Linked DNA regions of Homo sapiens: region 2 is linked to region 1. Evidence: chromatin loops called from intact Hi-C (ENCODE). Cell type or tissue: B cell. All regions are shown on one strand. Each heading gives the region's core, and the rest is flanking DNA. Links, peaks and the distances in the headings are about the cores only. Region 1 overlaps LMTK2 (lemur tyrosine kinase 2). Region 2 overlaps LMTK2 (lemur tyrosine kinase 2).

Region 1 (12,575 bases), core at 6,213-8,712:
GTTTGGTTTTCCAGTGGTTATACAAAGCTTTATGTCCTCAGGAGTGCGGGGAGTTTAGGTCTGTCACACAAGCTCCAGAGGGACCAGGGCAGGGGCCTGGAACACAGGCTGCGGGCGCTCACAGCAGGGCAGGGCCAGGCCACCCACCCAGGTGGCCCTTGCACGGTGGACAAAACACAGAAGAAACGCGGCCAACAGAGTTTATAAATATATAACTATATTTATTTTGAATATTAAATAGTTTTTAAATTACAAGCAATTTATTGAATCACACTATGCATCAATATACAGTAAAAATCTTACAATTTAAAAATGTACACAATTTAAACTGAAAGTTCATTGACTATTATATTGCCATGAACCTCTTCTGCCTGTGTTAAAGCACAGCAGGGAGGCCTGGTGGGTGTGACGGCCCCCTACGTCCTCCTCTGCAGACGGAATCCGACGGTGGATCCATACACCAGCCCCATGATCAAGATCCCGCTCGGCCCACGTAGGCCTGAGTGCTTAACCAGCACGTGTCCACACCGGTCAAACTGATCTTCACAGGCTGTTGGTAATTCAACACTGTCAATGCATCTTTAAGAATTTCTTTATAGATGAAAGAGAATGTTCTTTGTTAATAAAGACTTGAGCCAACCCCATTGCTACTTAGGAATATTGTTTTGGAGATTTCCATCGGAAGTCACTGCGTATACCCATTCTTTTTTTAAGGCTACTTCCCATAAGGCTCATGTTTTGAAGCCACTCTAACAGAAGCCCAACCTCTGGCGTCTAACCCTTGGTTCACTTCTGAATTTTCAGATGATGGGCTGAGTTAAGGAAGAGCAGGCGCTGCCTTCCTTCCACCGGGGCCCTGGGGACAGGCATGCAGTAGGTCCTTAACTCTACAAATACCTTATTTCGGGAAACAGGAATAAAAGGAGGGGTTTGGAAAGGCCTTTTACAGCAGCAAGACAAACCAAGACTTTTCTTAGATAAACCCATTTCTATAGAAACGATCGAACCTGTACATTTAAAAATAGAACGAACGTTGTTTGCAATTCGGCTTGGTCGAGCTTTCTGCACCCTTACGGTGAATGGCTTCTCGTCCACACACACAGGCCAAGTCTCAGAAGGATGTGGGGAGCACTTTTTCTGGGTTGCCCTTTCTGGCTTATTGACAGGGTCATTCAAAAAGACAAATTCGCATCTAGCTAGTAAGGAAATGAAAACTAGATTATTTTTGTTATAGGATTTAAAATGTACAAACTCCACCAAAACAGGACTAATTCAGATTGATTCTGGGTTGCTACCCCATAGAAGGCCAGAAAATATTCTAACCTTCCCCCACATTATCTAGAGAATGCCACTGATTTAGTTCATTGTACAACTTATTAGAACAAGTACATTTTGAAAACCCACCACTGATAACCAACTTATTAGTTAAAAAATAACAAAACAAACAACAAAAACCTGAACTGAACACAGCACATGCTGACATTTCAAAAATGGGCTGCAATTTTTATTCTACTTAAATTTCCTGTGTATTGCTTGGATTTCAAAAAAACATGTTAACCCACGTGTTGATTATAAATATAAAATCTCGCCCCTCCATGCAACACCACACTAAGATCCACTACCCCCCAACTCAATGTATAAAATGCTTTTTTGGCAATTAATTATGAGTGACTCAAAATAAATAAAAATGGGAATTATGTTATGAAAAAAATTGTTTTTTTTTTTGAGACAGGGTCTGGCTGTTACCCAGGCTAGAGTACAGTGGCATGGTCTCAGCTCACTGCAACACCCATCTCCTGGGCTCTAGCCATCCTCCCACCTCAGCCTCCCAAGCAGCTGGGACTACAGGTGCACACCACTATGTGCCCCAGCTAGTATATATATATATATATATATTTTGTATTTTTAGTAGAGACGAGGTTTCGCCATGTTGCCCAGGCTGGTCTTGAACTCCTGGGCTCAAAGTGATCCGTCCGCCTCGACCCCCCAATGTGTTGGGATTGCAGGCGTGAGCCACCGCGCCCGGCCAAAATCTTAATCCTAGTGGAAAACTGACAGCCCCAAAAGGTTAATAAATGTACTCGAGGCTGACACTGTATAAGACGACGACAGATTCCATGATCTGTATGACTTTGGTCATTAAATCTGAACTCCTTAAACCTGCAATTGAAAAAGTAGTATAATCACGTCTCATTTCTCTTCAGCCAAGACTAATCTTAGATGTAAAAACTGAGAAAACTCAGGAAGTCCCCACAGCAAGAATTCAGAGTCATGACAATTTTGGCAAAATCATCTTCTAATGCCCTGTTAATTAAAAAAAAAAAAAAAATTCGCGCATCCCGAGACAGTGGTGCTCCCCACATAGCCCAGGTGGGCACCGCATCCACCCCATGCCTACACAGGAGGGGACTCTCTCCATCCTGAACTTCTTGCTTTGGAAAGTTATTGCTTAGTATAAAAAATGAGAGGAGTAGGGTGGAACTGGCAATGAAGGTCATTTGCTGCGCACTCTCTGGCAACGTCCGCCTGCATTTTGCACTAGGACTCAACTTCCTTCCGTGTACCCCAGGCGGCCCCTGCACGGGTCTGGAGAGCACCCCAGGTTGCGCTGGAGTCTGGAAACATATCAGCACCGGAAAATATGTTGGGTGAAGGGTGAGTATGAGGGGACTGCAGGCCCAAGGACCCCCGAAGGAACGGCTGCCTCCCCAGCACAGCACAGCCGCGCTGCACCAGCCACCGAGGACTTCCTTATGTCAGAGCAGAACTCAGGGAGGGAGGTGTGAGGTCGCCCATGACCACAGGGGCTCGTGACGATGTGACGAAGCTACACTGGGAGCACTCGGGCCCTTTCAAAGCCAGAAGAGAACCTGGGGCTTAATGCAGAACGGAGGGTCCGTGAGATGAGTCCCGGGCCATGCAGGACCACCCAAGGCCCCGACCCGAACTATGTGTCGGCTGCTGATGCTCTGCCGTCGGCCGTCGTCCCTTGTCCATCCCCCTTCACAGCTGCAGGATGTGGTGTTATCTCATCCCACATGGATAACCACAGACTGGCCAGGCCCAGCTGGACGTGACGTGGAGTGGCTCGGAGGAGAAGATTCGGCTGTGGAGGTTTTTTTAAAGCTCAAGTCCCCACCACCTGAAGTGTGCACACATCATCAAGTCGAACGGTCCCCCACGGCTGGTATGCTCTGCGGAGATGAGTCTGCCTGAGTTCCCCGGCTTCTTGAAGGAAGGACTGACAGGAACACGGAAGCTTCCCAGCAGCCTGGCCTCCGAAAACCAGGCAGAAGAGCTGCGCGGAGGGAAGCGGTGCGGTGCCCCGTGCAGGGTGCAGCTCTCTGGACCTGCCACGCCAGCACGTCCCCAGGGATGGGCCGGGTCCATCTGAGGTCTGCGGCCACAACCTGTTGGTTTTTACCAAAAGGGCTTTAAAAAATGGGATGTGGGGTGGGAGAATGACAAGGAGAGGCTGCAAGACCTCTCAGCTCCTCAGAGAGAAGCCTCATTTGCTGCGGCAAAGCCGCTTCATCAAGAAGAGACAAAAATGCATTCAAGTCCATCAACAAAACAGTGGTATTTTGGACTCAATGAAAATATTTCCTATATGAACATAAAACACTAACATTCAGAATCATTTATCATTTATGAAAGAGTACCATATGTACAATCCCAACAATCCTAGACACAGTAGAACACTCAAAATATTTAAGCTTCACAAGTACCATGCAGCGCAAACTATAAAACAGAAAAAAAATCAAACTAGTGGCTAGCATCGGCTTGACCTGCCTCATTCCCCTCGAATAACTGAAGATCCTGTACAACAATGGAGACTCTCGGAACATTTATCCACAGTGCAATTACAGAAAGCAGTTCGTGATTTCTCTAGAAATAATAAATATGGCTCACTGGTGACCATTCCCCTCACGTGTCCTCTGTGGTGCCCACACGTGCGCCGGGATGTGCAGGCGTGGACGCAGAGACGCCCCTGTGGAAAGCACACATGCGGTGCACACAGCTCCACACGCGCGCGCACATGGAGGCTGTGCCCCTGCCTCCCCCGACGGCCAGCGCATGAGCACTGCCTGGGAGGCCGCGGCCGCGGGTGCACGGGGCACTGAGGGACGCCGGCTCCTGGACACGGCCTCGCTCTGCACCTGGGCTCCCGAGGGCCCCGCCTTGAACGCAGCTAAGAGCCGTCTCCCTCTTCACCTCTGGATTCTTCCTCCCAATCTCATGTCAGCAAATGGCGAGTGGATGTCGCTGCTCGGGCTGAGGGCGCAGGGGCGCCGCTCCAGGGGAGCAGCCTCGGACCCGAGCGTGCGCGTTGGCAGCCACCTAGTCCTTTTCTCCGTCTTCGCTGCTTCCTGTTGAGGAGAGAGGAAGCGAGACGACAAAGCTGGGTTTTTAAAATGATCAGACAGGCATGGCGTGGATGGCATGTGCGCTGCACCACAGGAACGGAAGCGGGTGTTTTGAGCCCAGCACCGCCTGAGCCGCCCTTCCTGTCCTTTCCTTCGGAAGCAGCCCCTGCCTGACTCTCCCACATCTGCTAGGCTCAAATGCCCGCTGGGCGCTAAGGGTCAGGGTGCAGAAGAAGTCAGCTGGGATCCACACATCTGCCCCGACAGACTGGCAGATAGCAGGTGTTATCTAATCGGCACAAATGAAGCCTAGCGCCGAGGGAAATAAAGCCTCTTTGTATTCCATATTTATTATTTGATCTGTAAACTTCCAATCAAAAAATGAGCCTATTAACCTTTATCTTTCAATCTAGTGACGGGGAAAGAAGGCTCCCTATGTTCAGATACCTCGACTTCAAATGGCCCCTGCCCATTCACCCCACCCCGCCCTCGGGAGCCACACCAGGACCAAGACTCAGCAGCAAAACCAACATTCCAGGGGCAGCACCAGAGGGCATGTGGGCTGGTCCCAAGTCCAGGGGTCAAGTGCTCTTACGAGCCTGCTGAAGAGCAGGTTCTCTCTGGGAAAGGAGGAGACAGAGTGCGGAGGAGGGACTATGCAGCCACAGGAGAAAAAGAGGAGATGGCGCGCAGCCTGGGCGTTCCTGGGACCCAGAGCCCCTCTGCCTCAGCCTGGCCCCACAGGGTGGCCGGTAACGAGCCTGAGAGTGACCACAACAGGCAGGGGGCATGGCCCCGAGAGCACACTCAGGATGCTGGCAGTTTTATTTATTTATTTTAGAGGCAGGGTCTTGCTCTGTCACCCATGCTGGAGGGCAGTGGCACAATCATAGGTCACTGTAGCCTTGAACTCCTGGGCTCAAGCATTCCTCCCACCTCAGCCTCCTGAGTAGCTGAAGTGCAGGTGCACACCACCACATCCAGCTAATTTTTTAGTTTTTATTTTTTTTAGAGATGGGGTCTCACTATGTTGCCCAGGCTGGTCTCACACTCCCAGGCTCAACTGATCCTCCCACCTCAGCCTCCTGAGTAGCTGGGATTACAGGCAGGAGTCACTGCACCCAGCTGATGATGGGAGTTTTATAAAAACAAGTTTGTAATCTACTCAGCAAATGTGAAGAAGACATGAGATTATCAGGCCTGCAAAACCACCATCTCCCAGCTGCAGCGCCCCACCCCCGACCCTGCACTCCCAATCCCCAGCACGCAGCGCCTCTCACCGCCCTGCTCGATGTCCGAGTCGGTCAGGTGTGTGAGGGAAAAGCTGGCAATGTTGGCGGGAGAGATGGAGAACCGGGAGTAAGGCGCCGAGTGCGGCCAGCTCTGCTCCGTGCTCCGGGCCGGTGGCGGCGGAGAAAAGTACTTGGATGTTTGGAGAGAAGGCTTGGAGCTGAGCAGGTTACTTGTTGTCTTTGACATAAAAGGATCTGGGGAGAAGTCATCATCCCACTCAAAGCCACCACCTAGAAATAAAAAATAAAACCCCACCCTTTTTATCACTGCGTGATGAGGGAGAGGGGGAGCCTCTGGGCAGGTGCGCCCTGCAGGTCGGAAGACACAGCCCGGCCCGGCTGGCAGATGGCAGTTCTGTGCCCATGTCAGGGGGCGTCATTAAAGCAACATGGGAAGTTACCCTCAAAAAACCTTTACATTACTCAATTTTTCAGTTTCCTTTAAAACTAGACAATGACGTGAAATACCTTCTTCGTCGGTGGAGCTTTCGGAGTTGATGCACCTGCTCAGGTAGGGAGAGCCTGAGGCTGGGGCTGGGCCGCTCAGGTCCGGGCCGCACGCCTCTCCTCCACAGGGCCCCAGCTCTTTGGTTGGGGTCTCCTGAAAAGTCAAACAGAAACTCCTGTCAGCAAAGGCCTGCTCACGGGAACCCCCCGTGTGACCGCTTCCCCACTGGCAGGCGCATCAGACTCATCGACTGAGAAGTAAGCGTCTCAAGACAAGGGCGGCTCCAGGCCTGGGAGGACGGACAGACACTAGGCCCTGTCTCTCCCTCTGCCTGCAGCTCTGACCTCGGCAGAGGCATGAAGCAGCCCTCTGAGGCTGCAGAGAAGCGCAGAGCAGCAGGCAGGCGGGCACGAGCGGCAGTGCTCAAGGTGCCACCCACCAGCAACAAGTGTGTCGGCTTCTCCTCCACAATCCCCCGCCTGGACTCAGGTCAGCCCGGAATCCAAAGTGGGCACTGCCCTGGACACAGTGCTCCAGGAGAAGCCCTTGGTTCTGGCTTCGGAGCAGGAAGGGGGTCTTCTGATGCTCAGAAAGAGAAGGGGGAATTCCAGCTTTCTTCTTTTCTCTGTTCTCTTGCTCTCCAGTCTCAAGCAATCCTGGGGCAACAGCTGCCTATAATCCTGAGGGCCATGAAGCCTCCTCTCCACTGGAGGACTGTGATCACGAGCGGGAGGGGACCCTCGCTGAGTTTTTTTCCCTTCTGTCCTCCCACTGCTTGGCTCCAGATGCGCGTGCGATTGCAGGAAGTATGGCACATCGTGTAACTAAAGCCTCAACTTTCTAGCTAGGGGACCAGAAAGCAGAGGCCCAAAGAACTGCAAGTATCAGGGACATCACAGAAGAGGGAGGAGCTCAAAAAGGTGACCCGATGAAGTTGCTGGGGGGCTCCTGGGCTGTGTGTGGTAGATCTGACTCTGAACACACCCAAGCTTTGAAAATGAACCTCAGGGGAGACCGGGGTGGGGTGCGGGGCACACACGTGGGGCAGGTTCAAACAGCACAGCGAAGGCTTTGAAAGGGGAACTGGGAGCTGACACTGAAACCACAACCCACAGAAGGCTGCTTGGAGCTTGTGGCCTGCACCCACCGGGTCAAGGCCTGCTAAGGTAAAAGTATCAACATGATTCACAGCATTTACACATGGCACAGACTGCCTAACATGATAGGAGGATCCAAAAGCTAAAATTACTTCACATACAAAAACCAGGAACACCTCAATTTACCTGGGAAAAGACAATCAACAGGTGCCAGTGTCACCGTACCACAGATGTTGGAATTATCTGAAAAAGGACTATTATAAAAATGCTCCTACAACTAAGGGGAAACACTCTTACCATGAACAGAAATAGGGAAAATCTTAGCAAAGGAACAGATGATAAGAAGAATGACAAAAAGCAAAACTCAGAAAAGAAAAGTATAATAACCAAAATCTAGCAATTCAATGGATGGGCTCAACAGCATAATGGAGATGACGAAGGAAATCATCAGGGACCTTGAAGACAGAGCAACAGAAATCACCCAATCCAAACAAGAGCAAGAAAAAAAAAACCTGGAGGAAGAAAGGACCAGAGCCTCAGAACCTATGAGAGAATACACAGGGTCTAACCCTGGAGTCCCAGGAAGAGAGGAGACAGGGCGTGGGGCAGAAAAAGTACTAGAAGAAAAGAATGCCTGAAAACTTCTTAAATTTGGTGAAAGATACAAAACTACAGATTTAAGTTTAGCAAAACAAAAACGGGATAAATACAAAGAAATTGGGCCAGGTGGGGTGGCTCACAACTGTGATCCCAGCACTTTGGGTGGCTGAAGCAGGAGGATCCCTTGAGGCCAGGAGTTCAAAACCAGCCTGGGCAACACAGTGAGATGCTGTCTCTACAAACAATTTAAAAATTAGCTAGGCGTGGTGGTGCACGCCTGTAGCCCCAGCTACTCAGGAGGCTGAGGAGGGAGGATCACTGGAGCCCAGGAGTTCAAGGGTGCAGTGACCTATGATCGTGCCACTGTACTCCAGCTAGTGACAGAGCAAGACTCTGTCTCAAACAAAACAAAACAAAACAAAACAAAACACACACACGAAGAAATCCACCCTCAGATGCACCATAATCAAACTGCTGAAAGCTAAAGACAAAGATTTGAAAGCAGCCAGGGATAAAACATGTATTACAGCTTGAGCATCCCAAATCGGAAAACCAAAAATCCAAAATGCTCCAAAATCCAAAACCTTTTGAGCGCTGACATGACGCCCAAAGTGTTCACTGGAGCACTTGGGATTTCAAATTTTCAGATTTGGGATGCTGAACTGGTGAGTATAATGCAAATATTCCAAAATCTGAAAAAATCAGAAATTTAAAATGCTTCTGGTCCTAAGCATTTCAGATAAGGGACGCTCCACTTGTACTTCTAGGAGAAGAATGATCTGAGTGACTGCAAATTTCTCATGAGAGACCGTGGAGGGTGGAAGGAAGGGATACATTTTTAAAATGCTGAAAGAAAACAATTATCAACACAGAATTCTACACTCAGAGAAAACAGGCTTCAGGAATGAGTGTGAAATAGTCTTAGATGGAAAAAAAAACTAAGAGAATTTATTTAAAAATAAAAGGAATCCTGCAAAAAAATGGGTTTTTAAAAAAAAGAGAGAAAAGAAAAGCTAGTTAAATTTCTTTAATTAGAAGGGAAAGGGTTCCAGAAGGAAACCTAGAACATCAATAATGAAAAAGAACAGAAGGACAGGAGGCCCTCCAGATCAGAGAGTTCCACATCCTCAGAGTCAACCAACCAGGACAGAAAACATTCAGAAACAACCACAAATAAGAAATAACAGTATAACAACAACAACAACAACAACAAAATAAATAATACAGTATAACAACTATTTTCATAGCATTTACAGTGTATGAGGCATTATAAGTAATCTAGAGATGACTGAAAGTCTGCAGGAGGATGTGTGTAGGTTATATGCAAATATGATGCCATTTCATATAAAGCACTTGGGCAGCCTCTAATTATGGTATCCAAATTATGGAACCACCACTTCTTGGAAACCAAGGGACAACTCCAGAAACGATCTGAACAGAGATCAGTGACAAGACCACCCGTGCATAACCACACCTGTGCATACTAAGTCCTGTGGTTAGCCTTGCGGAACCCACATATACAAAAAGTCAGCCCTCCGTATCTATACACAGGTTCTACATCCCGAGAATACTGTGCTTTCGATCTGTTTTGGGTTGAAAAGAAGCCATGTTATAAGTACACTCACACAGTTCAAACCCATGTTGCTCCAGGGCCAACTGTATAATACTATTCATTTCCTCTTGAGTTTCTTAGAATGTGTTTGATGACAGAAAGTCAAATGTGTTGCACTGTCTGAGGAGTTATCAGTGTACATGTATGCAACATAGAAGAGCATGTCAAGAAGGGGACGGAGGGCAAAAGGCCTAAGTGACAGTAGGGTTTCCACATTCCATCTGAAATATGCAAATACAGATTCTAAGTAGATTGTGAGAAGTTTAATACATACATTGTAACCCCCAGAACAACCACTACAAAAACTACGCAAAGAGAACAGTGTAAAAAAAAAGAAAAAGAAAAATGTAATACTAAAAATGTTCAATTTATTAAAAAGAGGAAGAATAGAAATAAAAATAGAACAAATAAAATGGTATACGTAAATCCAAAATATCAATAATTTTATTAAAGGTAAATGATCTAAACATACCATTAAAAGGCAGATTTTTCAGAACAGAGTTTTAAAAACCCCATCTAACTATAAGATCTGCAAGAAACTCATGTCAAATATAATGATACAGGTAGATTAAAAGTAAAAGGATGCAAAAGATACACCACGCAAACATTAACCAAAACAACGTGGCCAGGAGCGGTGGCTCACGCCTGTAATCCCAACACTTTCGAAGACCGAGGCGGGCGGATTGCTTGAGCTCAGGAGTTCGAGACCAGCCTGGCCAACATGGTGAAACCCCATCTCTACAAAAAATACAAAAATTAGCTGTGTGTGGTGGTGTGCACCCGTAGTCCCAGTTACTTGTGGGGCTGAGGCAGGAGGACTGCTTGAGCCCAGGAGCTCAAGGCTGCAGTGAGCCAAAATCATACCACTGCACTCCAGCCTGGGTGACAAAGTGAGACTGTCTCCGAAAAAAGAAAGAAAGCTGGAGCAGCTCTATGAATATAAGGCAAAGGAATACAGAAGGACATTACGAAAGGATAAAAAGGTCAATTCAGCAAGAAGACATCATCATCCTCAATGTATATGCATCAACAGAGCTGCAAAATACAGGAAGCGAAAATAAACAGAAATGAAAAGAGAAATAGACAAATCTAAAAATCACAGCTGGAGACTTCAACAACCTCTCTCTGAGTAATAGAACAAGTATGCAGAAAAATCGGCAATGACAGAGAAGAACTAATACCATCAACAAATTAAATCTGACATTTATAGAACGATCCACCCACCAAAACCAAAATACACACTCTTTCAGGTATACATGGAATAATTCACCAAGAAAGACCATATCCTGGCTCTAAGATAAACCTTAACAAATTTAAAAGCATTGAAACCATATTAAATATGTTCTCTGCCCATAATGGAATTAGACTAAAATTTAATAACAAAAAGATACAATAAAATCTCCAACTCTTGGAAATTAAACAATATACTTATTAAACTATATTAACCAATTATTAGTAATTATTAATTATAACTAATATATTAAACTATACTTGTTAATCTATGCTCCCAAGAGGAAGTCTTACAAAAAACTTTTTGATCTGAATGAAAACGAAAACTCACACATTAAAATTTGCTGGGTGCAGCTAAAGTAGTACATAAAGGGAAATTTATAGCATTAAATTATTAGAAAAGAAGAGGCCAGGTGCAGTGGCTCACGTCTATAATCCCAGCACTTCGGGAAGCCAAGGCAGGCAGATTCACCTGAGCTCAGGAATTCGAGACCAGCCTGGGCAACATGACGAAACAAAAAATACAAAAATTAGCCAGGCACGGTGGTGGGCGCCTGTGGTCCCAGCTACTTCAGGAGGCTGAGGCAGGAGAATCCCTTGAGCCTGGGAGGTGGAGGCTGCAGTGAGCAGAGATCGCACTACTGCACTACTACAGCCTGGGCGACAGAGCGAGACCCAGTCTCAAAAAAAGAGAAAAGAGGCCAGGCGCGGTAGCTCAGGCCTGTAATCCCAGCACTCTGGGAGGCCGAGGTGGGCAGATCATGAGGTCAAGAGATTGAGACCATCCTGGCCAACATGGTGAAACCTCGTCTCTACTAAAAATACAAAAATTAGCCAAGCGCGGTGGCACACGCCTGTAATCCCAGCTATTGAGGAGGTGGAGGCAGGAGAATTGCTTGAACGCGGGAGGCGGAGGTTGCAGTGAGCCGATATCACGCCACTGCCCTCCAACCTGGCGACAGAGTGAGACGTCTCAAAAAAAAAAAAAAAGGAGAAAAGAAGTAAGGTCTCGAATTCTAAGCTTTTCTAGAAAAAGCAAAATAAATTCAAAGCAAGGAGAAGGAAGGAAATAATAAAGACAAAGCAGAAATCAACGAAAGAGAAAAGAAAAAAAAATCCATGAAAACAAAAGCAATTTTTTGGAAAGATCAACAAATCTACATAATCTCTTCCAAACACTATCAGAGAAGGAAATACTTCCCAACTCATTTTATGAGACCAGCATTAATTACTCTGATAACAAAACCAAAGACAGTGCCAGCAAACAAACAAAACCCAAACCAACCAAAAAAACCTAGGTGGAGCCCTGAATGTTTATTCCTCAAAGCTGGAGAGCAGGAGCCTCTCAGACAGGGTCTCACTCTGCCATCCCGGCTGCAGTGCAGTGACACAATCATAGCTCACTGCACTCTCAAACTCCTGGGTTTAAGCGATCCTCCTGCCTCAGCCTCCTGAGCAGGTGAGACTATAGGTGCGGGCCACCACAACTGGCCAATTTTTTAAAAATCGGTTCTTATTATGCTGCCTAGACCAGTCTCACCTCCTGGCCTTAAGCGATCCTCCTGCCTCAGCTTTCCAAAATGTTAGGATTATGGGAATGAGCTACTGTGCCCAGCCTTCAGTGCTTGTTTACAGTATGACGGATCAGGCTGGAGGGAACCCTGTCGCACTAATTGCAAGTAAGCATCATTACCCGCTACTTTTGTCTCAAGAACACTGTGCACTGAGGAAGGACATCGCAAGTGCTAAAAGTCGAATGCGATGCCAGGCTGCAGATTGTAAAGGTGCATGCAAGAGGTGGCAGGGCTCAGTGGTGAAAAGTTCTGTGCTCGGTCCAGGAGACTTGGGTCAAGCCCTAGCACTGCTACTCACTGGGGCCAGACCCTGTGCAAAGTTTACCTACTCTGAGCCTCAGGGTCCTCTCCATGA
Region 2 (12,575 bases), core at 4,488-6,987, 69 kb after region 1:
AGACTCTAGAGCTGGAGAGTCCTCTAAGACACTGCGGCCCCTGCGCCAGCATCTCCGGGGGAAGCTTGGTAACAACACAGATTCCTGGCTCTCAAATGAACTCCCGCATTCAATCCTGAGATTCAAAAAGCTTTGCATGATCTAAGGCAAGAATGAGGCATCATGAAATGTGAGATGGAGACTGGATTTCAGTATCAGCAACACTGATCAGGCTTTATCTTTGTCCTGAAATGGCCAGGTTTCTGTGTAAAGTCCCACAGCAAGACTAACAAGCAAGGGACACAAACTGTCCACCGACAACTGTGCCCCTACTACTAGTGCCGTCAGCAGGCGCCATAGCAGTGTGTGTAGGGGTTCTAAGGCCTAGGGACTGATGTTGTGAGTAAAACCCTACAGGTCTGGGGCAAAATATTCTAAAGGAACTGATCTCCATTAGTGTTTTCCAACCACCCTCCTGTGTTCTCAGCCCTCTGTGTGTATACGGCCAGTGCTGACCCAAGAAAACAGCACATCTGTGTGTCTCCTCAGCGCTACTAGAAGGCTTGGGGTAAAGACAGCACACAAAAACAGCCATGAGGTTCTAAAGACCAGGGCCCCATGTCCAGGGAAAACAAGGCTTTAGCCAGAAGACGACCTTTTTTTTCCCTCAATTTGAACCACTGGACCTCCAGGCTCCTGGGCCAGCCCTGCGCGGTCAACAGGGAGTGACATTAAGGACCATTTTCTCTGCACGCCACATTCCTTCCTTCTCCCCCCCATGTATTCCTTTATAACAAGTATTTACATAGGCCGAATGCACTCCAGCAGGCATGCAGTAAGTTCTAGAGGCCTTCCTGGCTGGTTCACTGGTCCATTCCACCGTCTGCTGCTATAACCAGATCTTCTCTATTACCCTCCCTGGCCAGGACTTTACAATCTGCAGCCTCCTCCTCCCTGTTAGGGAACTTGAGGTTTCAATGATCTTCCTCTTTCACAAAACACACTGGGGGATCCCTCTGCCTCAGTAATCTCAGTGACCACAAATTCACCAGTCTACAGAAGTTTCGGGGTGGAGGGGAACAATCATCTTGCTCTTCCTCATAGCCCTTACGGACAACAGTGAATTCAATCACCACGCTTCACTCCTCACTCAGCAAGAACCTCAACTCACCACAGGCAAGTGGTTATTGTCAATGACAGAGGCGGAGCAAACTACAGCTGATGCACCAAATCCAAACCTCCTATTTGTGTAAATAAAGTTTTATTGGCACAAAGCCATGACCATTTGGTAACAGTGTCTATCCTGGCAGAGTTGAGCTGCTGTTTTAGAGACTGTATGGCCCACAATATTTACTATTCACTAAGGTAGAAAATATTTACTATTTGGCCATTAGGGGAAGAAAAAAAATCTGCTGATCCTGTTCCCAAAGGACTGTGCTATCCAGTTATTCTATTGAAAAACATATTGGAAGACCATTTTAAATGTTCCTACCCTCTGTGCTCACCTTAAAGTCTATTTCTGGGTCCTTACAGCAGGATACACAGTTTGCAATTAACACTATTAATATTATTAAACTGCACACACACAGGATCACAAAAGATGAGGAAACTTCTGCAGCAGGTGGCGCCTCCCCTGGAAAGAGAGATAAATAATATTAAAAACATGTACATTCCAAAATCAACTTTAATTAGTGAATCAATATATTTTCCTCTACATACAAATGGGTGTAAGGGTTAATAAAATAATGCTCGAGAAAAAGCTGATGATCCATCCAGGATAAGAAGCTGCTGTTTCTTTGAAATAATTTAGATTTACAGAGGAGTTACAGAGACAATACAGAGAGTTCATATACAGCCTTCACCCAGCTTCCACTAATGCTAACATCGTACATTACCACAGTATGCTGATCAAAACTAGGACAGTAACACTGGTAACAAGGCTATGAAGTGAACTTCAGGCTTTATTCGGATTTTACTGTTTTCTCCACTTTAGTCCTTTTTTCTTTTCAGACTCAATCCAAACTACCAACGTTGCATTTAATCACCACATGCCCCTCAGCTCCTCCAGTCTCTGACAGCTTCTCGTCTTTCCTCGCATTTCATAACTCTTGACACTTTTGAAGAGTGCTGGTCAGTTATTTTGTGGAATGTCTCTCAATCTGGGCCACCCAATGTCTTCTCAGGATTAGACCAAGGTTGTGGCTACCTGGGAAGGAGTTAGAGAATTCCAGTGGGGTGAACTGTCCTGCTTGCACAGCAGGGCGCATGACCTATGCCTGGTGAGGTGACTTTGATCCCATGGGCCAGGTGGCTCCCACCAGGCGTCACCAACCCACTGCAGGCCTACCTTTCCCTTCTCATACTCTATTCCTCGAAAGCAATGCTGGCCCACAGGGAACGGACGTAAGCTGTACTTCCTGGAGGGAGGAGTAGTAGAGTCTGTAGACACAGGTTAAAAACCCTCCAGTAATTAGTAATATCAGGGGAAGAAACTTTGAGGCTATGCAACTGCCTGTTTCTCCTTCAGGTCTTGCACACCAGTTTTCTGCATCTGTCAGGGCATCTTGCCTACAGCAATTACTACTGTGATGTTTGGAAGGTGATTTTCTATTTCCCTCATTTCTTCTACATTTGTTATTTGGAATTCTGTAAGGAAGATTGGTCCCCTCTCCTCCCCTTATTTATTTTATTCAGTCATGTATATACTTATGGACTCACGGATATTTATTCTCCGGGCTGTAATCCAAAGTCATCATCACTTATTTTGTGGCTCCAACGATTCCAGCCTTGTCACTGGGAGCTCTACCAAGGTGACTACTGGATCTTTTTGGCATGCCCCATCCTTCCCTTTTTCTCCAACTCTTCCTTACTTCCGGGCACGACAGGAAGCTCCAGGCTCCTCATATTTTCCCTACTCTGCTTGAGAACCAGCCATTGCTCCAAGGAGCTCTGGTCATGATAAGCAGGGAGGGAGGCGGCCTGCAGACTACAGCCTGAGGCCTGCTGTTGCGTGGGGGGCCTCCCCTGACTCTCCAGCAAAGAATGATTTCTACATCTTTAAGGGGCTGTTTAAAAAAAAAAAAGAATATGCCAAGGATACTGCCTGTGAGCCACAATGCCTAAAATATTTTACCGCCTGGCCTTTTCCCATCCCTATCTAGAGCATAAAGATTTTTACATCTTATTTTTAGCAAGTTCTTCATTATCCGGAAAACATATTATTCAACTAGGATAGTTGTGAACCTTTTCTTTGTTAGAGCAAACTATTAAAGTCTCAGCTACTGGAGTTTTACTGAGAAATAAACTTTTCCTTAAAATCCTCATCTATGGCAGGCACAGTGAGCATGCCTGTAATCCCAGCACTTTGGGAGGCCAAGGTGGGAGGATCGCTTGAGCCCAGGAGTTTGAGACCAACCTGGGCAACAAAATGAGACTCCATATCTACAAAAAATAGCAATAAAAATAAAAGTTAGCTGGGCGTGGTGACACGTGCCTGAAGTCCCAGCCACTCAGGAGCCTGAGTGGGAGGATGGCTTCAGCCCAGGAGGAGGAGGCTGCAGTGAGCTGTGAGCACATCACTGCACTCCGGTCTGGGTGACAGAGCAAGACCCTGTCTCAAAAAATAAAAATAAAAAATAAAAATAAATCCTCATCTATGGCTAATTAAGTGTTCAAATGCACCAAAAGGAAGGCAGAGAGATAAATTAATGAGGTTATTTTTTTCTTAAATGAAGCTAGGGTACTTGAAGAGAGGAAAAACTAACCCAAACTCCTAGGTGAGCAAAACACATTCTTGAATCTAAAATAAGCTTCAGTGAAGATCAGGGAAGTCTAAAATGAACTGCAAACAGAACTAAGTTCTTTTTCAATAACAAAAGGTCCCTTTGTGAAAGCAATGCTGAAACACCATTGTTACATGCGGGCTCAGTCTGTGCTTAAGAATAATACAGTTAACCAAGGGGTGTTGAGAATCTCCGAGTTCTAAATCAACAAAGTCTAAAACAGAGGAAAGCCCATACATTTAACACAGGAGGTAACTCGGTGCTTCCTCTTGAAACCAATCTGGAGGAAGTCAACTTTCAATGAGAACAAGAACTCCCTAACCACAGACACACTTGTGTCCATTTGGAAAACCTAAACTAAGTGAGGAGCTTGAGGCACTGAGAGCCAATTCTTATGAAGACCAAGAAGGATGATTTTCTTCTCTTCCTCCTTGCAGTGAGCTGTTCACTCATCCAGACAAGAAGCCTGTGCTTCCCCACTGGAATTTCTTCTTCTTTTTTTTTTTTTTCTATTGAGAGATGGGAGTCTCACTATGTTGTCCAGGCTGGTCTTGAACTCCTGTGCTCAAGTGCGCCACCCACTTCAGCCTCCCAAAGCGCTGGGATTACAGGCATGAGCCACTGCGCCAGACTGCTGGAATTATTTCTGAAGAACTGTGCTTCACTCCCGATGCACATAATAAAAATTAAATTTGACTCCTGAGGAAAGCAAAGCGCTTTCACGTACACTGTTTTTTATTGATTGTTTTTAAAGACGCATTTGGATTGTAAGGGAGAATAAAAAGAAAAAATAACACACAGTTTGTCCACTGCATCTCTGAATTTCAGGTGCATCTCACACTTCAAGTTAGCTTAACTGGCAGCATTTCTTCTTTTTAATGGTACAAAACTAAGGGTGTGACTTATCATCAACCTCATCTGACATTTGATAAAATACAGCATTATTTCATTTGGCTGTCACAATACCTCTGAGGTAATACGACCAGCTCCACGTCACAGATGAAGAAACTGATATGCCCATGAACCCAGGTGGGACAGTGGCAGGCCAGACTGAGTTTAGGTGTGCTGGGTGCAAGCTCCCTCGCTTTCCTTGAAACCCCACTGCTCTGCCTCTATGTGGTTAACCTTTAACACTTAAAAACAGCCCACTGTCCTTTGAACCCAAGTCTGTCATTAATTAGGGTAGTTTATACTTCCTCAAACTCCACATAGCTGATCTTGACTTACTTTTTCCTCTCTTGCACCCAGAGTTTTTGTTTTGTTTTTTTAAGCATCACAAACTACTTATTTATTACAGAACTGGATAAGGACTGTATGAATGCCAGCCTAATTATCTGATTCATGAAAGTGTCCTCTGTGAGTCACTAGATAGGTATGAAGAGTATAACCAGGTTAAGACCAATGAACTATGCCACGCTTTGCCCTAGCTCTCTGCTACACTTACTTCTGCTAGGGTCTGCAGGGCACCTACTCTCCCTTAGATTTCCTCAGTGTGAACCACACTTACTCAACCTCAGTATCTAACAGTCCCATTAAAACTACTGCCTCAGAAATTGACTAGGTAGCTTCAAGTAGACATTTTTAGTTACCCCTTTTTAAAACTTTAAAGTATTTTTCTTTTGATGAATCCAAAAGCACTGTGCTATAAAAAAAAACTCTATTTAGCAATGAAAAAAAAAAACTTCCATAAAATGAGGAAATCAAACATAGGCTGGAAGGTGAGATGGGTTTGCAGAAACCACAGAGAGGAAGTAAATTCTAGACTTGAGGAACCACAAATAAAATCCCTATACCGCCGTGGTCAAACTAGAAACCAGTCCCTGACACAGTTCCTGACTGCAGCTGTTAGAACCTGATAAAGAAAGGCAGCTTTAACATGCAGCCTACAGCACTGAGAAGGGCATACGTCGAGCCAGTCATCTACCAAACAACATCAAGAACAGGCATCACCATACATTTAGGCAGCTTTTCCCATCACAAATTGAGAGCAAGCACCACATGAGGTCTGGCGGAATACGTATGCTTTCCCCAAGACACTGATTAAAAAACACCCGGCATGTCTACAGCACATTCTGTGAGTTTTCATTTAATAGTTTTCAAAGCATTTTAATAGCTACCTAGAACTTGATTCAATAAGCAGAAAACTTGAGAAACTCTAAGAGGTAGGTACATATTATCTGTTTTAGAGACAGGTAATTTGGAGAATGCAATTTCTCAGTAATGACTCAAGGTAAGCCAGGAATACCACCTATTAATTCAACCATTATAACTCCAGCCCAATTATCTGATTCACGATCTCTAGAACCTCAGATGAAACTGGACCCATATGTAATTAACTAAAGAGTTGTCTGTGAAGCCATTTTGGGATTCAATTAAAAAAAAAATTAAAGGCCACAGATAAAAAGAAATGATGATCAATATTTAGATCCATTAGGGATTACAAAATGCTGGATATCCTAATGTTGTCATTCCTTGTTCAGTCACTAGTGGATATGCTTTTATAAAGAGAAATTTCCTCACATTTACTATTTGGTTACCCAGTGGTTCAAGTCATAAGGAAAAGGCAGACTAGATACTTCAATCTTTCTCTTTGCCAGTTTTTAAAAAATGAGTTGGTGGTTGGGTGCGGTGGCTCACGCCTGTAATCTCAGCACTTTGGGAGGCCAAGGTCGGGGGACCGCAAGGTCAGGAGATTGAGACCATCCTGACCAACATGGTGAAATCCCGTCTCTACTAAAATACAAAAAATTAGCCAGGCGTGGTGCCGCGCGCCTGTGGTCCCAGCTACTCGGGAGGCTGAGGCAGGGGAATTGCTTGAACCCAGGAGGCAGAGGTTGCAGTGAGCCAAAATTGCGCCACTGCACTCCAGCCTGGGCGACAGAGTGAGACTCCGTCTCAAAAAAAAAAAAGTTGGTTCACTAGCATCCTCTGGCAGTGACCAGTTCAGAGAGCTGCTGTCACTGTTTTGTGGTATCATCATGAGCTAATGGATTTAAAGCACCCACAGGCTTCCATCCGTTGTGGTTGTTCTGATTGACACTCCCATTGTCCTGTCTTTGGCAAGCAGGGCCTCTAAAGCGGTTTGCTCCCAAGCCCTCCCACAGGGTCCCGGCAGGCCTGGGTGGAGTTCTTGTTCCCTGGGTTGTTCCAGGCTCATCTTTTATAGTTTCTGTTTCAAACCTCCTATCAATCATTTCCCCAAAGAGCCCTGGTTTCTTTTAAAGTGAACTGCTAATGTAAAGACCTCGGTTCAGGAAGTAGAGCTGCTTATTCACTGCTGGTGTCACAACTACCTTAGAAAACAATGTATCACAGTTTTGTAACATTGAACTTTGGTACCCCTGTGGTCTAAGCAGCTGCTCTCTTCGGGTAATAGGGATCAGGAAACTGTGGCCACTGGGTGAAATCCTGCCCACAGTTTTTGTTTTGGTATGGCCTGAAAGCTAAGAATAATTAAGAATTCACGTTTTTAAATCGTATTTTTAATCCAAAATAACATTTTATGACACATGAAATTTATATCAATAGCTGATAACACAGAAAGACAGACATTATCTCCTGACAGAAAAACACATCACCACCTATGCAACAGTACTGCCCAAAACAAGCAAACAAAAACAATATCAAACCTGAATCTAATCAACCACCTAGATCCAAATGTCAATGTATAGGAAACATTATGAATAGCGAGACATGTGAAATACCACCACAAGAATGTAATCAGCAAAACACAGGCTGTGAAAAACACTTGGGGAGAAAAGCCTAGGAAAATGTAAAAAAGAAAGAGATGAAGAGAGGGAGAGTGGCAAACATTAAAAGACTTAAACGACCTACCCACCAATTCCAACATATGGATGTTATTTGAATCATGATTCAACCTATTTTAAAAACTATGACATTTCAGGCTATTGGAAATCTGAACACTAACTGACCATATTAAGAAAATGTAATTCATTTCTCCTTGGAGTGATAATGGTCATGTGCTTGTTTTTAAATGTAGTCCTTATCTTTTGGAGATAGTGACCTACTTAATGATGTCTGGAATTTGCTTCCAAACAGCACGAGGGCGTGGAGAAAGTGGACGGGGGCAGCATGAAGAAAGATGGGCTGCAGCTAATTCAGGCTGGGTGGAAGCTGTGTGGGAATTCATTACAGTATCTATGTCTTGCATGCTTGAAGCTTTCATTTATTAAATGAATTTAAAAGTTTAAATGGAAGAAAGCAGATATCATAATTTATAATCCATATTCTTGCCTACTCTTGATATGGCCATTAACGTGCTAGGGCTGTCATAATCAAGTATCACAAACTGGGTGACTCAAATAACCAAAATTTATTCTCTAGTTTTGGAAGCTCCAAGTCCAAGATCAAGGTGGCAGCAGGATGGGCTCCTTCTGAGGGCTGTGGTGGCAGGGTTTGTTCTAGGCCTCTCCTTGCTTCTGGCAGCTGGCTGCCTTTTCCCTAAGTCTCTTCCCATCATCTCCCCTCTACGTGTGTCTGTGTCCAAATTTCCTCTTCCTATATATAAGGACAGCAGTCACACTGGATTAGGCCCACCCTCATGACCGCATTTTCACTTGATCATCCCCGTAAAGACCCTCTCTCCAAATAAGGTCCCATTCTGAGGCACTGGGGTTAGGGTTTCCACGTATGAATTTAGGGGGAACACCATCCAACCCATCTCTAGGACAGATGCTTAAATGAAAACAAGGAAAAACAAAGAAGAGCCAAAGACCAGTAGGTGCACATATAACAGCAGCTACCTGCAAGGACAGAAACAGAGTGGCTGGGGGACAGAGTGTGCTATATCCTTTCCTATTTGTTGGTATAGCACAAAGGTGCTATATCCTTTCCTATTTGATGAATTTTGTACCCCCAGCTTCTCGCCATCTTTAACCTAATGGCAAAATTCCTTCATAAGGCTTCAGCATCCAACGTTGCCTGGCTACTTCTGACCTCCCAGCCCCGACTCCATCACTCCCCGCCAGCTCTCTACTATGAGCTATGATGACCCTCTCTCCATCCTTCCAGATGGATCTTCTGCCAATTCATTCTCATATCTTCCACCACCCAGAGACGCTAACATGACATGCTCCCCTGCCCCCACCATTCATTCATCCCTGCCCATCAGAGCTCAACTCAGAAACCATCCTTGAGGCCCGCGGTTGGAGTCCCTGCCTGTGCACCCCCAATTACCGTGCATCGGCCCATGGAATCTGTCACTCCATGTTGCAAATGCCCATATGCCTTCCCCACTAGGCTGCAAGCTGAATGGGGTCACGGGCCAGGCTTGTATAATCCACCAATGACTCCCCAGAGCCTAGCCCAGCGCCTAGCATTCAGGTAGAAGTCGGGGTAAGAAAAAGGGAAAAAAGTTAGAGAGCGATGAAGGGGCATGAGCAAGCGAGGGAAAATAAGCAAGCAAGGGAACGAAACAGGAAAAACAACAACAACAGAAAGAAACCATAACCAACCTACCGGATCACAGAATAAACTTACGAGCTAGGCACAGTGGCTCACGCCTGTAATCCCAGTGCTTTGGGAGGCTGAGGTAGGAGGATCACTTGAGCCCAGGAGTTCAAGACCAGCATGGGCAACATAGTGAGACATCATCTCTACAAAAAGTGTGAAAAATCAGCCAGGTACGGTGACACACACCTGTAGTCCCAGCTACTTGGGAGGCTCACCTGAGCACAGGAGGTCAAGGCTGAAGTAAGCTACGATCACACCACTGCACTCCAGCCTGGACAACAAAGTAAGACCCTATCACAAAACAAAACAAAACAAAACAAAACAAAACAAAACAAAACTGAATAAACTTATGGGCCAGGTACGGCGGCTCATGCCTGTAATCCCAGTGCTTGAGCTCAGGAGTTCAAAACCAGCCTGGGTCTCTACAAAAAAATACAAAAACTTAGCCGGGCGTGGTGGCATGAGCCTGTAGTCCCAGCTACTCGAGAGGCTGAGGTGGGAGGATGGCTTGAGCCCAGGATGTTAAGGCTGCAGTGGTGTGCGATCGTGCCACTGCACTACAGCCTGGGTGACAGCCTGGGTGACACAGTGAGACTGTCTCAAAAATAATAATAATAAACTTACGTTTTCAGGGTCAAACAAATAAGATTATAAGAGAAGCATCCTTCAACAATTTTACACTCTTACTCGGGACATTTTCCCACTGTTGACATACACTGTATTGGAGTGGTGAGATGCTTACTCCCCAGGGCCCCAAGAACTCCCACAAACATGTACCCATTTTGCTTCAGCTGCCTAACTAAGGTGTTTTATTAAGAAATACATTATCTCAAAAAGTGGATTTCCTCCAATTTATGTTCTCCCTCAAAAACAGGTGTTTACCCACACGCACCATGTTCTCGCACAGCCTCATCTTACTGGAGGCCATCAGTGCATTCTACTCAGTGCAGGCAAAGCGAGAATCCAAAGGCAGCCTCTTCCCCAGGGAGCCCCTGGAGCACAGGACTCAGAAGAAAGCCCCACACACGGGCAGAGCCACAGCCCTCGGACCTCTATGCCAACGTGTGTTTAGGAACAAAACAGGAATCTTAATTGGTGCCATCTAAGATGTGATTTAAATTTGTTTTAGTCTGAACACTGCGCGTATCAGTTTGCTAGGGCTGCTAAAACAAAATACTACAGGCTGGGGGTTTCAACAGCAGAACTTGACTTTCTCACAGTCCTAGAGGACTAGGTGTCGGCAGGGCTGGTTTCTCCTGAGGCCTCTCTCCTTGGCCTGTGGACAGCAGCCTTCTCCCTGCATTCTCAAAGGGGCTTTCTTCCGTGTGCATCCCTGGTGTCTCTGTGTGTGTCTAAAGTTCCCCATTTTACAAGGACAACAGTGAGAATGGACTACGGCCCGCCCTCAGGACTCACCTGTTTAAAAGGCCTATCTCCAAATACAGTTATAGTTTGAGGTACATGGAGGGGTAAAACTCAGCCCCTAGCACTGTGTCAATTTACTAATCTTTTCACCTTTTTAATTATTTATTTACTTATTTATTTATTTAGAGATGGAGTCTTGCTCTGTCTCCCAGGCTGGAGCACAGTGGCGCGATCTTGGCTCACTGCAACCTCCACCTCCCGGGTTCAAGCGATTCTCCTGCCTCAGCCTCCCAAGTAGCTGGTATTATAGGCACCTGCTACCGCACCCAGCTAATTTTTGTATTTTTTAGTAGAGACGGGGTTTCGCCATCTTGGCCAGGCTAATCTCAAACTCCTGATCTTAGGTGATCCACCCACCTTGGCCTCCCAAAGTGCTGGGATTACAGGCATGAGCCACCATGCCCAGCCTTAATTTTTTATTTTTAAGTGTACAAATAGGTGTATATATTTATGGCGTATGTGTGACGCTCTGATACAGGCATACAAAGTGTAATAACCACATCAGGGTATTTGGGGTGTCCGTCACCTCAGGCATCGATCATTTCTTTGTGTTAGCAACACTCCAATTCCACTCCTTTAGTTATTTTAACATATACTTGGTCCATGCATTAATTGAAGAAAGCCAATCCCACTGGCAGGGGTCCATCCTTGACAGCACAGACACAGGCATGAGGGCATCCTGCCTTCTAACTGGAAAAGCAAGTGTAAAGCAAGGGCCAGGTCCTTACACATCTCGCCTGTTTTCTGTTTTGCCCAGACCCTCTTGCCTCAGGGAATTTGCATAGGAGAATTCTGTGCCTACTTGAAAATTAACAATGGTGGCTACTTAGACAAAGGTTAGACAAAGAAAACTCATAGAACTGAGGGAAGCTAAGGGCCAGCAACCTTCCAAATGGGCCCAACATAAAGCCCATCTCTAAAACACATCGTTTGGGCCTTTTTCTCCTAGCACGTTAGGACCACTAAGCCTGTCTTCCTCTTCTAACACCCTGACAAGTAGCACTGCAGCCCAGAGACTTAATAAAATGAATCATCATCACACTACTTGGGGAAAAAAATCTGAACAATTATTGCAGATCACACATTTTTATTTAACGCCTCAAACTTACAAACCCATCTATCATCAAGGTTTCCTGTACACAGAATTTTAAGTCACAAAGTGTTTTCTTTGCCATAATATAACAATATATCTATTTATAAGAACATTAAATAACCTAGAATCTCCCTCAGGTATTCTAATATAGGAAAGGAAAAGGGAAATGAAGCGTGGCAGTAAATATACTCAGTCACACACAACAGTAAAGAGTGCACTGATGATCTCGTTCATGAATCAGAGATACCACAAAGACCCTAAGCCAGAATCTCAACAGCCTAGAGAAACAGATCGCTCTGTGTGCTAATCACAGACAGGGAAGAGTTCCTCTGTTCAAAAGTGATTTTCAAGGTCAGCCAGCCCAACTGCTCCCTCACACTTGCAGAAAGGTTATATAATTTGAGTGCTAATTAAATACCTGTGAATGAGATCATTTTATACGAAGCTGCTGGTTTCTCTCAGACTATTCCACTAAAATTTGTTATCAAAGTGCCATTTCATTCCCATTTTAAAACACTAACTAGGATGGAGACTACTACAGAAAAGCTCATCTAAGGCAGCACGGTGTGGCCAAAAGAATGTCGGGCTTGAATGACTTCTGCCAGATGACTGGGCCCCCACACCCCAAGAAATGAAAGGCTGGATATTCCGGAACTGGAACCTTGGTTAAGTTGCTGGCAGAGCTGAGCTATGGCGTCATCCACGGCACTTCCATGTCTTTAACAGCTTTGAATGGTGGTTCCACACTCCGGAAGCCGATGCAGGAACGGGAAGCATCTAGTCCCAGAAGGAGAGACTCAGAGCCAGATTCCCAGGGCTCAACC

Evidence for each region. Peaks named below come from ENCODE experiments on the same cell type or tissue, not always from the same donor. Only the 100,000 strongest peaks of a DNase experiment are listed, where the experiment ranks them.
Region 2: it touches region 1 in a loop (9-fold over the local background); 4 of 110 quality-filtered maps call a loop at or near these places.

What each region holds. Positions count from the first base shown.
Region 1 is chr7:98,197,259-98,209,833 of GRCh38, reverse strand. It overlaps LMTK2 (lemur tyrosine kinase 2), which reads right to left. Exons shown (of 14, transcript NM_014916.4): 12 at 6,128-6,260; 13 at 5,648-5,890; 14 at 196-4,370. The coding sequence ends at 4,342. Among named protein-coding and RNA genes, the nearest start is that of BHLHA15, 7.9 kb to the left of the region's middle. RefSeq lists an enhancer at 6,062-6,241. In B cell, for the core only: no CTCF peak of the experiment used is centred there; DNase peaks (open chromatin) are centred at 6,333 and 7,183; H3K4me3 peaks cover 1,357 bases; H3K27me3 peaks cover 454 bases.
Region 2 is chr7:98,126,352-98,138,926 of GRCh38, reverse strand. LMTK2 (lemur tyrosine kinase 2) reads right to left here. Exons shown (of 14, transcript NM_014916.4): 2 at 1,485-1,612. Among named protein-coding and RNA genes, the nearest start is that of LMTK2, 26 kb to the right of the region's middle. RefSeq lists enhancers at 5,427-5,476, 6,036-6,536. In B cell, for the core only: no CTCF peak of the experiment used is centred there; DNase peaks (open chromatin) are centred at 5,556 and 6,886; H3K4me3 peaks cover 697 bases; H3K27me3 peaks cover 659 bases.